2 separate regions of the Homo sapiens genome follow, and region 1 is linked to region 2. Evidence: chromatin contacts called from ENCODE Hi-C data. All regions are on one chromosome and are shown on one strand. The core of a region is the stretch at or near the end of the contact, and the rest is flanking DNA. Distances in the headings are between cores, read along the strand shown.

Region 1 (6,431 bases), core at 870-3,369, 3.4 Mb after region 2:
ATATCCTTTACTTTCAAGTAAGGATAACACTTATTCTTGTCAAAGACTGTACTCTGATTAATACAACCTCTATCCCACCTTACAAGAAGGCTGTATCTTGTTAACAGTGGGATGCTGATAAGCCCGCCTTAATCCTTAACACTTTGCCTTCCCAACCTGCTAAGCCATCTCTCTCCAGTATTCCCCTATAAGAGACGTTCCGCTCCAGTTACCAGACATAAAAGTCGTCTTGGTATATCCTCCAACAACCAAATTCACATTATTATTTTCTCAGCTCCTGGTTTATTTCCTAACAAATTTTAACTTCTTTCAGAGACCAAGTCAAATCTTGCCTCTTTCAAAGAGTTCCCTAACTCAGCCTACACATCCTATCTTTTCTGATTTTCTACCACATTTATAGTCCTCAAACAGCACTGGTTACCTGCTACTTAACTTGGTTTTATAATTATTTTATACATCTCCTAGCTAGACTACTGCTCTCAAAGGGAAAAAAAAGACAGGTCTTCTATGTCATTTTTCACTCCATAATCCTCCTCCCACACCTATCATGATACTGGGCAGAGGGAGGCACATGTATTAAGTACTTGATGGACTGAACTCAATGCTTTCTATACATAGATACACCACTTGAGCATAGTGTGCTATATAACAAATATCCATTGCATGCCTACTCTGTGGCAAGCACATTTTTCCTATGTGTTAGACATAGGGCAAGGAGGAAAACACAGATGACTCCTGTCCTAAAAGCTATTACAGTGGAGGGAGGAAGACACTTTGAATTCCGAGTAATCTAATAAGTGTTACAAAGCAAGGTTATTACTGGTTCCAAGAGGTAACATACTTTACAGATTCTCAGTTATGAAACAGAATCATAGAATTTTAGACCTAAATGAGAACCTTGAACTTATTTTCCTCTATCCTCTTACACAAAACATTAGATTTCAGTACAGCCTATCTTTTCACTGGTTCTACAAATTGCCTTAATCAACAGAAAGAAAAGACTGGCTTCTTCCCTGTCTCCAATATTCCTCGCTCCCAAGTATGGTAACCACAACCCCTATACATCTACCCATGATAGAGTCCAGAGCACTGAGAAGACAGCACAGGGCTGAGGATGAGCTACACCTTTACATGCTGGGTTCTCCCATCATCAACACTTTCCGCCCACACAGTGAACAGAATCCGTATTTTCTGCCCAGAAAATAGCAGCCTGTACTGCCTTTAGGAAAAACAAACAAAACATGCTTCCATACTTCCTTGGATCTACTAATGACAAAAGCACAACACGGTTCTGGGAAATATAGCAAGATAACTAAGTCTATGAGGAAGTAAGAAATGAGGATGCCTATCAGCACCTTGGTCTCAAAATCTGTAACAACAATGTACTAAAACGCCAAGGAAACACATGCACATACATGTGAAGTTAGAAACTCTAGGCAACAGGTTGGCTGCCCCGGATCTATACTGACAGGTCGCCCTCCCAAGGTCGTGGGTGTGTCTGATGCCGCACGCAGGCACTGATTCACAACTCTCTCCATAACAACCAGCTCCTACTCAGAGGCTGGCCAGGGCAGGGGAGATGAGGGCCCCAGCAGTCCCAAACTTTCCAAACCCCCACCCCGGGGTCCCGGGTTTCGCCTCCTCAGTCCCAGGCAACGTCGTCTCAGACAGGATACGAGACTGCTAGGGAACCTGGGCTGCCCCTGATTCGAACTCCTCTCTTTGGGAGGCTGGTAGAGCCACCCCGAATCCCCGAAACGTCTACTTCCCACTACACCTTCGTGGACTGCGAACGGGACGGCTACCGCTCTCCCAGAGCACCCGGGCCCAAGAAATGACCCTCGTCAGGCCCCGTCCCAGCTCCTCCCCCGCCCCCGGAAAAAGCGGCGGAGGGGCGGGGGGCGGTGCGCGCGGATACGGCGGGGGCGCGCGTCCCCGCGCCGCAGGTGCGGCCAGGCCCCACCTCCCCTGCAAGGACCCGGCTACTCACCCCAGCGATGCTCCTCTGAGACCAAGCTGCGACACAGACGCCTCTTCCGCCCGCTCCGCACCCCTCTCTGCGCCACCGCCCCCTTGGCCGCTTCCGTGGCCGCCGTCCTCGCCGCCGCCCCGGCTGCTGCGGCGCGCGTCCGCTTTCACGCACTCCGCCGTGGCCGCGCACGCGCCACTGCGCGCTGGCGTCACTTAGCAACCGATCGACAGCGGGCTGCTGGGTCCGGCGATGCAGGCCCAGAAAGTCGCCTAAGGCAGCTTCCGCGGCTTTTTCGCATCGGCCCGACCCTCTGCCCCTCCAGAACAGGGGGCCCCAGGGTGTGGCTGCCCTGCCGGCACCTGGCTCCGGGTAAGTCGAGTCACCACACGTCACTGTATGGCGTCACCGGCGCACGTCACTACGGATGAGAAGGTCCTGGGCGCCTGTGGAGTGACCTCGTCCAGACCGCCGCAGACCCGATCGGCAAGTTCTTGGAGGTGCAGGAAGGTTCTCCAAGGAGTAGGACCAGAAAGGGATGAGAGCGCGAGCGCGGTTAATGTCGAGGCTGCTAAGTGATGCTCGTTAATTTCGCAGCAGGGTGTGACTGGCCCAGCCTTGACTCTCAGTTTCCTCTCTCAGTAAATGGGCATAATAATACCGGTCCAGCCTACGCTGGAGAATTGTGAGGTGAAAATGAAATAAGGTATGCAAAGGTACTTTGTAAGTATAAAGCCCATTTGACTTGGTGGCTCAAGCCTGTAATCCCAGCACTTTGGGAGGCCGAGGTGGGCGGATCGCTTGAGCTCAGGAGTTCGACACCAGCCTGGGTAACATAGTGAAACCCCGTCTCTACAAAAAAGACAAAAACTAAATGGGCATGTTGGCGCGCGCCTGTAGTCACAAATGCTCGGGGGGCTGAGGTGGGAGGATCGCTTGAACCTGGGGAGTTCAAGATTGCAGTGAACCGTGATCGCGCCGCTGCACTCCAGCCTCTGCAGTGAGAGCAAGACACTGTCTCAAAAAAATGTATTTATCTATCTACATAGATAAGAGTCCTAGAAATCCGGGTGCAGGTCTGACTGTAGCTGGTGTAGGAAAGTCAGTTATCCCCGACGCTGGAGCAAGCTAGGGGACCGCCCTTGCAGTTGTTGGAGGAGACAAATTGGGAAGGACTTAATTCCGGGCAAAGGAAGCTTCATGAGTAAAAGTAGAAAGTGAAAATGGTCAGGAAAAGCAAGGCTTGGGGCAGGGAGACCCATTTTTAGGCCATTGCAGTACTCCAGACAAGTGATAAGAACATTAAACAAGGCATTGGCAGTGGGAATAGAGGAGGGGATAGATGTTAGCGCCATTAAGGTGGTAGAATTCACAGCACTGAGTGCGGATAAATGAGTAGGCCAGGTTTCTAGCATGAGTGCTGAGGTAGACAGTGGTAACATTTAGCAAGATGGCAAGCTACATGAGTCTTGATTATCCACAAGTGTCTAAGTTACTATTATAGATAGTGATGGTGACATTTCTTAGGAGGATGACCAGATATGTGGAGTATGATGATGAGTTCAAATATGGATATGTTTGTTAGGGAAACATTTACTCTCCATTCACAATGTCTTTCTTCCATATGGAATGATATCCATTAGTGTAATACTCTCCTGGTTTCTCTTATACCTGTCTGCAACTCACTCTTGCCTAGAGGAGTGACTTCCTGATTGGTGAACTTAAATGGGAGAAACTGGACATGTGGCATCTATCCCATTCTTTTTCTCTTAAAAGATAACTATCTTCAGGGAACTGTCCTGGTGTTCTTTTCCGTTTCTTCTGGAGCAGGGCCTGTGGGTAGGGACAAGGGTGCCTAGTCCAGGGCTACAAAGAGAGTATATGTATTTAATTCCAGAGTTTGGCATTAGGAAGCTGTCTGTCCACAGATAATATTTAATACCAGCTTTGTCAGCTGTGTTACACAGAATAATGATCCCCCCCAACCAAAAAAAAAAGGATGACCACACCCTAATACTCAGAACCCATGAATATGTTATATTATGTGGCAAAAGGGACTTTGCAGATATGATTAAATGATGTATCTAGGGAGATTATCCTGGATTGTCTGACTGGGCTGGAGGCAGGAGGGTCAGAGTCAGAGAAGGAGATGTGATGATGGAAGCAGAGGTCAGACAGAGATTTGAAGATGCTATACTGTTGGCTTTGAAGATGGACCCAAGAAACGCAAGCAAATTGTAGATGCGGGAGAAGGCAAGGAAATGGATTCTTCTCTAGCACCCTAAGAACACAGCCCTGCCAACACCTTGATTTTAGGACTTCTGACTTCTAGAACTGCGAGATAAGAAACTTGTATGTTTTAAGGTACCAAGTTTGTGCTAACTTGTTACAACAGCAATAGGAAACTGATACAGTCAGTAATAAAGATAATAGTTGGTTTCCTGCAGCTTTCTCCATTACCTGGAAAAGAAGGGTACAATTCAGTAGGTCCCCTCAGAGACTATAGCAATATGACTGTGACCTGATGGAACCTCCACATCTAGAGAAAAATGTCCAATAAACACTCAAACTGTACAGGTCTATGAATGAGGAAAGAGGTTGAGTTAAAATAGATTTGGAAGAAATAAATTAATAATTGGTAATTTAAGCCCGAGGCATGGATGAGATCAATCAGGGAGAAAATACAGAAGACATAATAAGGAGAGGCAAGGATAGGGCCCCTGGAGAGCACTAACTTTAAAAGGAGGTGCAGATGATCAGAAGCCCAAAAAGAAGTCTGAGGAAGAATGGCCAGAGAGAGAAAAGGAGAACTAGGTGAGCCTAATGCCTCTGAAGCCAAGCAAGCAAGATGGAGAGGGGTCAACAGAGTCAGAGACCACAAAAAGGCCAAGTATATCAAGAACTGGAAAGCATTCACTGGATTTAGCAACAGAAAAGTGATTGGTAACCAACAATAGCAAACTTCAGTGGGATAGTGGAGATAGATACCAAATCACTGAGATCTGAAAGGCAGATCAATATAGTGGATTGGCCTCTAGACTAGTTTGATGGGAGTTTTGAGATTCTAGTCTTGATTCTGGCCATTAACTAGCTAGATAACTTTGAACAAATCCCTCAACTACTCCAGGCTTTGGTTTTCGCATCTGGCAAAGGATGAGATCAAGCTGAGTCTATGATTTTCTCATTAATTCCTAGATAATCCCCCCAGTTTTATTTTTTTATTTTTTGTCATATCTGATTCAATACTTTTATTTATTTTTATTTTTTATTTTTGAGACAGCATCTTGCTCTGTTGCCCAGTGTGGAGTGCAGTGGTACAATCTTGGCTCACTGCAGCCTCAACCCCCGGGCTCAATCACCCCAATTTCATATCAGACTCACTTGCTTATAACAGCACACTTCAAATCCTTCTCAGACCATTTTCCAACCACTAAGAATCAGTATATTTCATGCCAGCTTCTGTCCTAGATACTATGGCTATAACACAGTTTTCAAGGAACTCACAATTTGGAGAGAGAGAGAGAAATACTAAGTATGTAACTAGCTGTCATAGTTCTTTAAAAAAAAAAAAAGAAAAAAAAGTAAGGCCAGGCGCGGTGGCTTATGCCTGTAATCCTAGCACTTTGGGAGGCCGAGGCGGGTAGATCACCTGAGGTCAAGAGTTTGAGATCAGCCTGACCAATATGATGAAAACCCGTCTCTACTGAAAATACAAAAATTAGCCGGGCATGGTGGCATATGCCATCATCCCAGCTACTCAGGAGGCTGAGACAGGAGAATCACTTGAATCCGGGAGGCAGAGGTTGTGTAGAGCCAAGATCTCGCCATTGGACTCCAGCCTGGGCAACAAGAGCAAAACTCTGTCTCAAAAAAAAAATTAAAATAAGTAAATAAATAAAAATAAAAAATAATAAGATAGACCTGATTGTGGTGGCTCATGCCCCGTAATCCCAGTGCTTTGGAAGGCCAAAATGGGAAGATCACCTGAGGCCAGGAGTTTGAGACCAGCCTGGGCAATATAGCCAGACACCCATCTCTACAAAAATTTTCTAAAAATTAGCCAGGTGTGGTGGTGCGCACCTGCAGTTCTAACTACTTGGGAGGCTGAGGCAAGAGGATTGGGTGAGCCCAGGAGTTTGAGGTTACAGTGAGCTATTACCAGATTACAGTGAGCTATGACTGTGCCAGTGCACTTCAGCCTGGGCAACAGAGCAAGACCCTAAAAGCTAGATATAAATATATTGTAAGTATAATACAATATACTATAACAGAATCTGTATGAAGTGAAATGAGGGATATATAAAGTGATACAGATAAGGGCGCAGTTAGCTCTATCTAATGGAAGTCAAGAGTGTTGTACTTACCTACACTGTTAAGTAAACACAGTATGCCTCAAAAATGGACACAAATATATTAAGGCATTTCCATGGAGGTAAAAAAAGAACAGGAGAATTGTGCTAAA
Region 2 (6,698 bases), core at 711-3,210:
CTTAAAAATGAACAAGAGGTACATAGCTCTTCAAAATTCTTTTATGGGTTCATTCTAAAAAATGTCTGAAGATCACCAGCCTATATGTTGAGTGGAAGGGATAGGAGAGAAACTGCTAGCAATGGTCTTCAATACTGCCCTCCAAAATATCCTCACCAATTCTCCTGAGAACCTGAAATTACCTTCCATTAGGATCATTACTTCAGATTCAGACACTGTTTCCCAGAGCTCTTGTTAAATGTATAATTGCAGAGGTGACTGGCCATCAGATTACGATCCGTAAGGAATGTGAGAAAAGACAGATATATATATACAGAGAGAGCTATGGAAAAAGGGTGGTTGGAGAGGGACAAACTCAGGTACAGCCTGAGTTCTATTCCCTGCGGTATTTCTAACCCTCAATTCATATTATAAGAGGAGCTACTTAATCTTCTCTCTGTATCTATAAGGTACTTTTTCTTTTTCTTTTTTTTTTTCTTTTTTTGAGACGGAGTCACACTGTTGCCCGCGCTGGACTGCAATGGTGCGATCTTGGCTCACTGCAACCTCCGCCTCCCGGGTTCAAGCAATTCTCCTGCCTCAACCTCCGGAGTAGCTGGGATTACAGGCGCCCGCCACCACGCCCAGCTAATTTTTTTGTATTTTTAGTAGAGAGGGGGGGTTTCACTATGTTGACCAGGCTGGTCTCGAACTCCTGACCTCGTGATCCGCCCGCCTCAGCCTCCCAAAGTGCTGGGATTACAGGCGTTTAAGCCACGGCGCCCGGCCTATAAGTTATTTTCTATGGGAAATAACTTGTCAAACTTCCACCAAAAAGGAATGGAAAGAGGGCAGCATAGTGGCCAGGCAGTTTATTTCCATACTAGGAGATACAGAAGGGATTAATTCTAACCGTAGGAATTCTAACCATCAAATGTCACTCACTGGCCTACCTAAACTGAACTCTGGTCCCAGCCAGAACAAGTCAGGAAGAGGGGATGTCTAAGACCGAAAGGGGGGCTTTCTAGTTAAGCTCTTCAGGCAGGAGAGGAAAAGGATGCCCGCATCCCCAAAGACACCTTTAGCTACCACAAGCCCCAAACCCCGTACTTTGTAACTGTGTCTAGTTTACGTCCTTTAAAAATTATTCTTATTAAGTTAAATTGTTTTCGGGGCGGGGAAGATACAAAAGAAACCAGTTAAAGTCTGAAAGGATAGAGAGGGGAAAGTTTCTCACCTCATTCTTCCAGCCACCCAGTTCCTCTCCTAAAAGGCAATCTTTACCAGTTCCTTCTCTAACGCCCCTCCTTTTTAATTTGATTTTTTACCGAAAGCTCGCTCCCTTTTAATTTTCCCTCAGGTTTCTGAAAATTTCCCAATCGCAGCCCCTCCCAGCAGGGAAATAGTAAAGGGGCTTGGTTTTTATGTTCAACCCAAAGCAAGCCTACAAAAGGGAGTAGTCGGTTTCGAGCCTGACGGTGGAGCTGACGCGGGAATGAGAGAGAACCTGAGAAGACCGCCAGGGCGCCCTCCCTGCGGAGGCGAGTCCCTCACCGCCCCTCTACATCGTCCTTTTCAATAAGGAGCTCTTAATACCTGCAACTGCTTCCTTCAAGGGGTGGCTGGAAGATCAGTAGGCAAGGCCTGCGGACTGCGCACCTTAAAGCGCTTCGGGACCGTAAGACAGTGAGTGCTGAGCGCGCGGCCGGGAAGAAGCCTGGAGGCTCTGAGCTCGGAGGACAGAGACCGAAGCCCCAGGGCCTGCGTCCCTCACAACCTGCGCCTCCTGTCCTCCCGCGCTACTCCCGAAGCGCACCTTCTCGCCCGCAGGCCGCAGAAGTGATGACGCAAAGCCCTCGGGGCCTCCGCCACCTCCTCACGCTTCTGCTGGACCGAATCCTTGGAATGGACAGGTAGCGGTTCCCGATTGCTATAGCGACGACCCGGCTCCGAGCCGCGCCCAGGCCCTGACCCGGGCGTCGTGACGTCAGCACGCCTTCCCTGGGCGCTCAGCCTCGCTGGCCATGCGTCACCCCGGCCTTGGTGGGGGCGGGGCTCCGAAGAGCTCGGTTCAGATCCCGGCCGCCTGGGCTCCAGGAGCCCCGGAACCAGGATAAGTTGGATGGCTGCCGCGGCGAAGCGGGGGGCGGGGTGGACCGTGCCCGGTATTTTCTATACGGGTTCCGGGGCCCGGTAGAGGCGCGCCAAGAGGAAAGGAAAGTGCGGCGGCCCTGGAACCTGGATATCGCGCGAGGCAAGCTGCGCGCGGGCGGGCGGGCTATGGCGCAGGCGGGTTGTGGGGCCGGCGCTGGTGGCGGGGCCCGGTGCATGGCGGTCTGTCGGCGGAGTCGCCCTCGGGGGCTGTCAGGTTGGTGGCTGCGGGAGGAGTGGGCCAACCATGCCCAGGGCGGGAGGCCGGGCGGGCGCAGGACCCCGGGAAGGTCCCGAGCCCGGCGTGCCCACCTCCCTCCGGCCCTAGCAGGGCGGCCTGGCCGCTGGACCGCGGCCGGGCCCCCTCCCCCACCCAGGGTCCCTGCCCCTCTTTTCCGCCTTGCGGCTCCTCCCCCGTGACTCCCAAACCTCACCCCGTGACGGCGCCCGCCTCCACCCTTGTGACCCCACACCCCACCCACTGACCCCAAGACCTCACCAGGTAACCGTTGGTTATTATTCATTGGCTGCTAACCCAGGAATTTCCCCAGCACTTCTCAGAGACCCACCAACCAGTGACTCCCTCAGTTTTAATCCGGTGACTCACATGACCCTGAGATCCCCACACTCCTCCTTAGTGACCCCCAAACCTGGGTAACCCTCCTGGCCCAGTAACCCCCCCGATTCTACCTTGTGTTCCCCACAAACTCGGTGACTCCCCTCAAAACTCTGCTGGCGACTCCTAAGCCCTACTCCAATAGTTTTCCACGCACTCACCTTGTACACAACCCTCAGTATCTTTATCCTGTAGCCGTATGACCCTCGTTCCACGTCTGCCTTTATCCTAAAATCACCCCCACTGGCATCTCTCTCTGCGATCCCAGCCCTTCAGTGTCAATCAGCACATGACTTACAAGCGTCCAGCACCTTTCTGGTGCTAAGGAGGATATAGAGATTAATATGAAGTAGTAATAATTGGAGGCATCAGAGAATTCTGGATCAATCCAGAATCCAGTCAATCCAGTGTGTGGTCCCAGCTCTGTCACTGCTGTGCTTTAGGGACCTGTGAGAAGTCCCCTCCTCAGTCTGGACCTCAGTTTCTCATCATGACTGTGATGAGGTTGGGTTAGATGATCTTTGAGTTTCCTTCCGTCTGTGAAATTGTGAAATTATGCAGTTCTCAGTCAAGATAATAATTTTTTGCAATCATTTTTGTACCCCACCCTGGAAATTTCCTCTTGTAACCTCATCCCAGGATCTGCTTGCATCATGAACCTTACTCCCTCATTCCCGGATCACCCTCTTCACTCTTCATAGTGCATACCCATTTCCCTTGATCAGGCCCCATCAGTTAACATGTTTGCAAAGCAGTATAGCAGAGTGCTTCATTTGGGGGCATTGAGTTCATAACAAACCTAGGTTCCAGACTGATTCTGGCCCTTCAGCTATGGGACTTTTGGTATATTATTTAGCCTGTCTTAACTTCAGTCTCCACCTCTGCGAAGGGAGAAAATAGTAGTGCCTGACATAACATATGTAAAGCACCGGGCACCATGCCTGGCTCATGGGAACCCTTAGCATAAGCTGTTGTTAGAAATGAGAAGCTGCTATGGATCTTACTCTGTCCTGAGTGCTAGGGATTTAACAGACTGAACATGTGGCCCATACCTTGCATTATGTTGCTACTACTGACATCTTGGAATCCCTATCTTCTCATCTCTGCTGTAGCCTCACTTCTCTGGTTCTTACCCTGATTTTGCCTCAATAACGATTGGCTTGCTGAATACCTACTGTGTGCCAAGCTCTGGATATATAAGTTAAATTTACGTCTCAACAGCCCCAAGAGTTAATTATTATTATATCCACCATTTTCCCTTCCCATATTTTTGTTTGGTTGGTTGGTTGGTTTCAGAGAAATGAACCAGAAACTCTCACAGCTAAGTAGCAGAGCTAAGATTTGAACCCACAGTTTAAAAAAACAAAACAAAACCCTACTCCATTGCCTGTCTTTCCCCCAGACTTACTCAACCTCAGCTCCTTATTCCTTATTTTCTAGTAATTCCTAAATACAACATCAGCTCGTTCCTTGATCCCTAAGGTTTCTGTTCTTGAGCTCCTAGCCTCAAGAGATCCTCCCACCTTAGCCTCTCAAGTAGTTGAGATTATAGGCGTGAGCCACCAAGACTGGCCCTGACCCCCAAGGTTTCTATTACCGTTTGCCATGTAACTTGGTGACTTTCTCATCCTGCTGTTCATGACTTTTGATCTCATATCCCCTGAAGCCCCTGCACCTTGTAGGGGAGGGAAAATATCTTCTTAGGTTCATGGCTTAGGCCCCTATAACAACAGATTTAATAAGAGAAGATTATATACATTTATTTAATGTAAGTTTTATGTGACAGGAGCCTTCATAAGGAAATGAAGACCTAAAGAAATGATTAAACTTGTATATTTTTATACTAGATCTGATGAAGAGTGGATAGTTGTGGAAAAATACAAAAAGGGTAATATCAAATAGTAATAAACTGGGAGAAACTTAGCAAGGCCTGTTTGTTCAGACTCTTCTCTGTGTCCCTGTGTCTTCACAGATAAGGGTGCTTCTTTCCTCTGAGTATAGGGAGGGCACCTCTTTATGAGGAGGGTATTATGACCTGCTTCAGGGGAAAGTCAGAAAAATCCTTCCTAGGTTTTGTGATCTGCTTCAGGGGAGAAGAGCCTCAGAGAAAGTGAGAGTGACCTTCCTACTGCCATTTTCTCAAGTTGCCATATTTTGGAGTAGTGTCTTGAACCCAGTCAACTTCTCTCTTCATCCTTTGCCCAAATATCTCTTGTTCTATGAATCTTTGACGCTTCCAGCCCTTTCCCTGTGAACTCACTCACCATACAGTGTCTCCCACCTCACTGGCACTTTACCCCAAATCCTTTCATCTTGTTAAGTCCCTTAGCCCCAGGAATCCACAAGTCTGTATGCTCTAAAACCATCTAGCCCAGTTGCCTTTCATCCTATTTTTTAGTCTCAGTGTTCTACTCCCACCACCCCACCTTCTGCCATCCTCAGCCACATTCTGTGACCTGAAACCTTCATATAATTTGTCCTTCATTTAGTGACCTCTTGATGTGACTAGCTTCAATGGAATCGGCTCCTTCCATCCCAGCATGAAGCAATCCTGTATAACTTGCACACCCTCCCATTCTAAGGCCTCTCCTCTCATACCCTTGCCCAGTATCCTGTGAGATCCTGCCTCTCAGATTCCTCCCTCACCTTTTCAAACCCGGATTGTCTTTCACCCTTCCACAGGGCCTCCTCTTCCTGCCTTCCTCTTATTTGTCCCCTCAGCCATCCTCACCTCACCAATCTTGATAATTGATTACAATATAAATCTCCCTTCCATCTCAGGTCTGCTCCTTTCTTCCTCCACTCTCTTGTGCATCTATCTCCAGGGCCATGCGTATGCCCCTGCTGCTTTCAGCTCTGCTTCCTTCATATGCTGCACTGTTCCACCAAACTTCATCAGTCTCTTCGGTTTATCCAGAGAACTACACTCTTCTCTGGGAACTTCTGATGACTTCTGATAATAGATCACCAAAGGATCTTGGTTTTTTAGAGGGCAGGGAGAGAGCCCTTTGAAGTCCTTCAGAATCAATCTAGCTGTGTCTCCTGGACACCCTCCCACTATCCTATCCTGTTATGAAGCTGCTTGCTGTATATGCCCTCAGAGTAGAATGCTTTGGGTGTCAGCTTCTGCAGGCACTGAATTAGCCCCATTGTTTTCCAAGCCCTGGGAAAACTTGATAATCCCCAACCACTGAAGTCTGAAGAGTCAGTAGCAAAATGTGACATCAAAGATCCACATCCAAAAGTCTATTCTGTGGGTCACCAAATTCCCAGGTCTCTTATAATGTACTTATTGGCTGTGCAGCAATAAATACAGCAGAAACTAAAACTAGAGTTGAGGAAAGGGTATACCCTGGGTTCTACAACTGCTGTGGGTGGATTTTAAAAAGGAGTTCTTGCCTTAGATTTGTTTACTTAGGGCACAGAACTTATTCTGCCTTGTATTTGAGTTATTTGTGTACTTTTCTCAACCCCACTCTGTGAGCTCTGTGAGAACAGAGACTAGGTTTTCTTTTTTCTTTTCTTTTCGAGATGGAGTCTTACTCTGTCACCCAGGCTGGAGTGCAGTGGTGCAGTCTTGGCTCACTGCAACCTCCTCCTCCTGAGTTCAAGTGATTCTCACACCTCAGCCTCCCAAGTAGCTGGTGTTACAGGCGCCTGCAACCATGCCCAGCTAATTTTTGTATTTTTAGTAGAGACAGGGTTTCACCATGTTGGCCAGACTGATCTCTAACTCCTGACCTCAGGTGATCCACTCGCCTCAGCCTCCCAAAGTGCTAGGATTACAGGCATGAGCCACTGCACCTGGCTGGTTTTCTTTATCTTCTGTCTTCATCTCTTCCCTCACATTTAGCAGGTAGTCAGTACTTACCTGTTGGATTAAATTAACTCACTCAGAAATTCTGCATCAGGTGTACAAAAGTAAAAGCAGTTCATGTCTACATTCATTTTG

Evidence for each region. Hi-C counts contacts between places; a loop is a spot of excess contacts on that map. Pooled maps may share reads with other maps.
Region 1: a loop to region 2 is called in a map of B cell, with 39 times the contacts of the local background. The contact joins the promoter of BTBD9 here to the promoter of SCUBE3-AS1 in region 2. A Hi-C loop is called at or near these places in 2 of 168 maps with a recorded cell type or tissue (B cell and CD8-positive, alpha-beta T cell) and 4 of 50 pooled maps.

The regions. Positions count from the first base shown.
Region 1 is chr6:38,637,810-38,644,240 of GRCh38, forward strand. BTBD9 (BTB domain containing 9) reads right to left here and starts at 2,120. Exons shown (of 11, transcript NM_001099272.2): 1 at 1,991-2,120. LOC105375044 (a long non-coding RNA gene) reads left to right here and starts at 2,586. Exons shown (of 3, transcript XR_926767.4): 1 at 2,586-2,675. RefSeq lists a silencer at 1,783-1,982 and enhancers at 2,082-2,582, 2,383-2,462.
Region 2 is chr6:35,257,495-35,264,192 of GRCh38, forward strand. It overlaps SCUBE3-AS1 (SCUBE3 antisense RNA 1), which reads right to left and starts at 1,961. Exons shown (of 4, transcript XR_001744102.2): 1 at 1,796-1,961. It overlaps ZNF76 (zinc finger protein 76), which reads left to right and starts at 2,241. Exons shown (of 14, transcript NM_003427.5): 1 at 2,241-2,347. RefSeq lists silencers at 2,224-2,343, 2,354-2,673.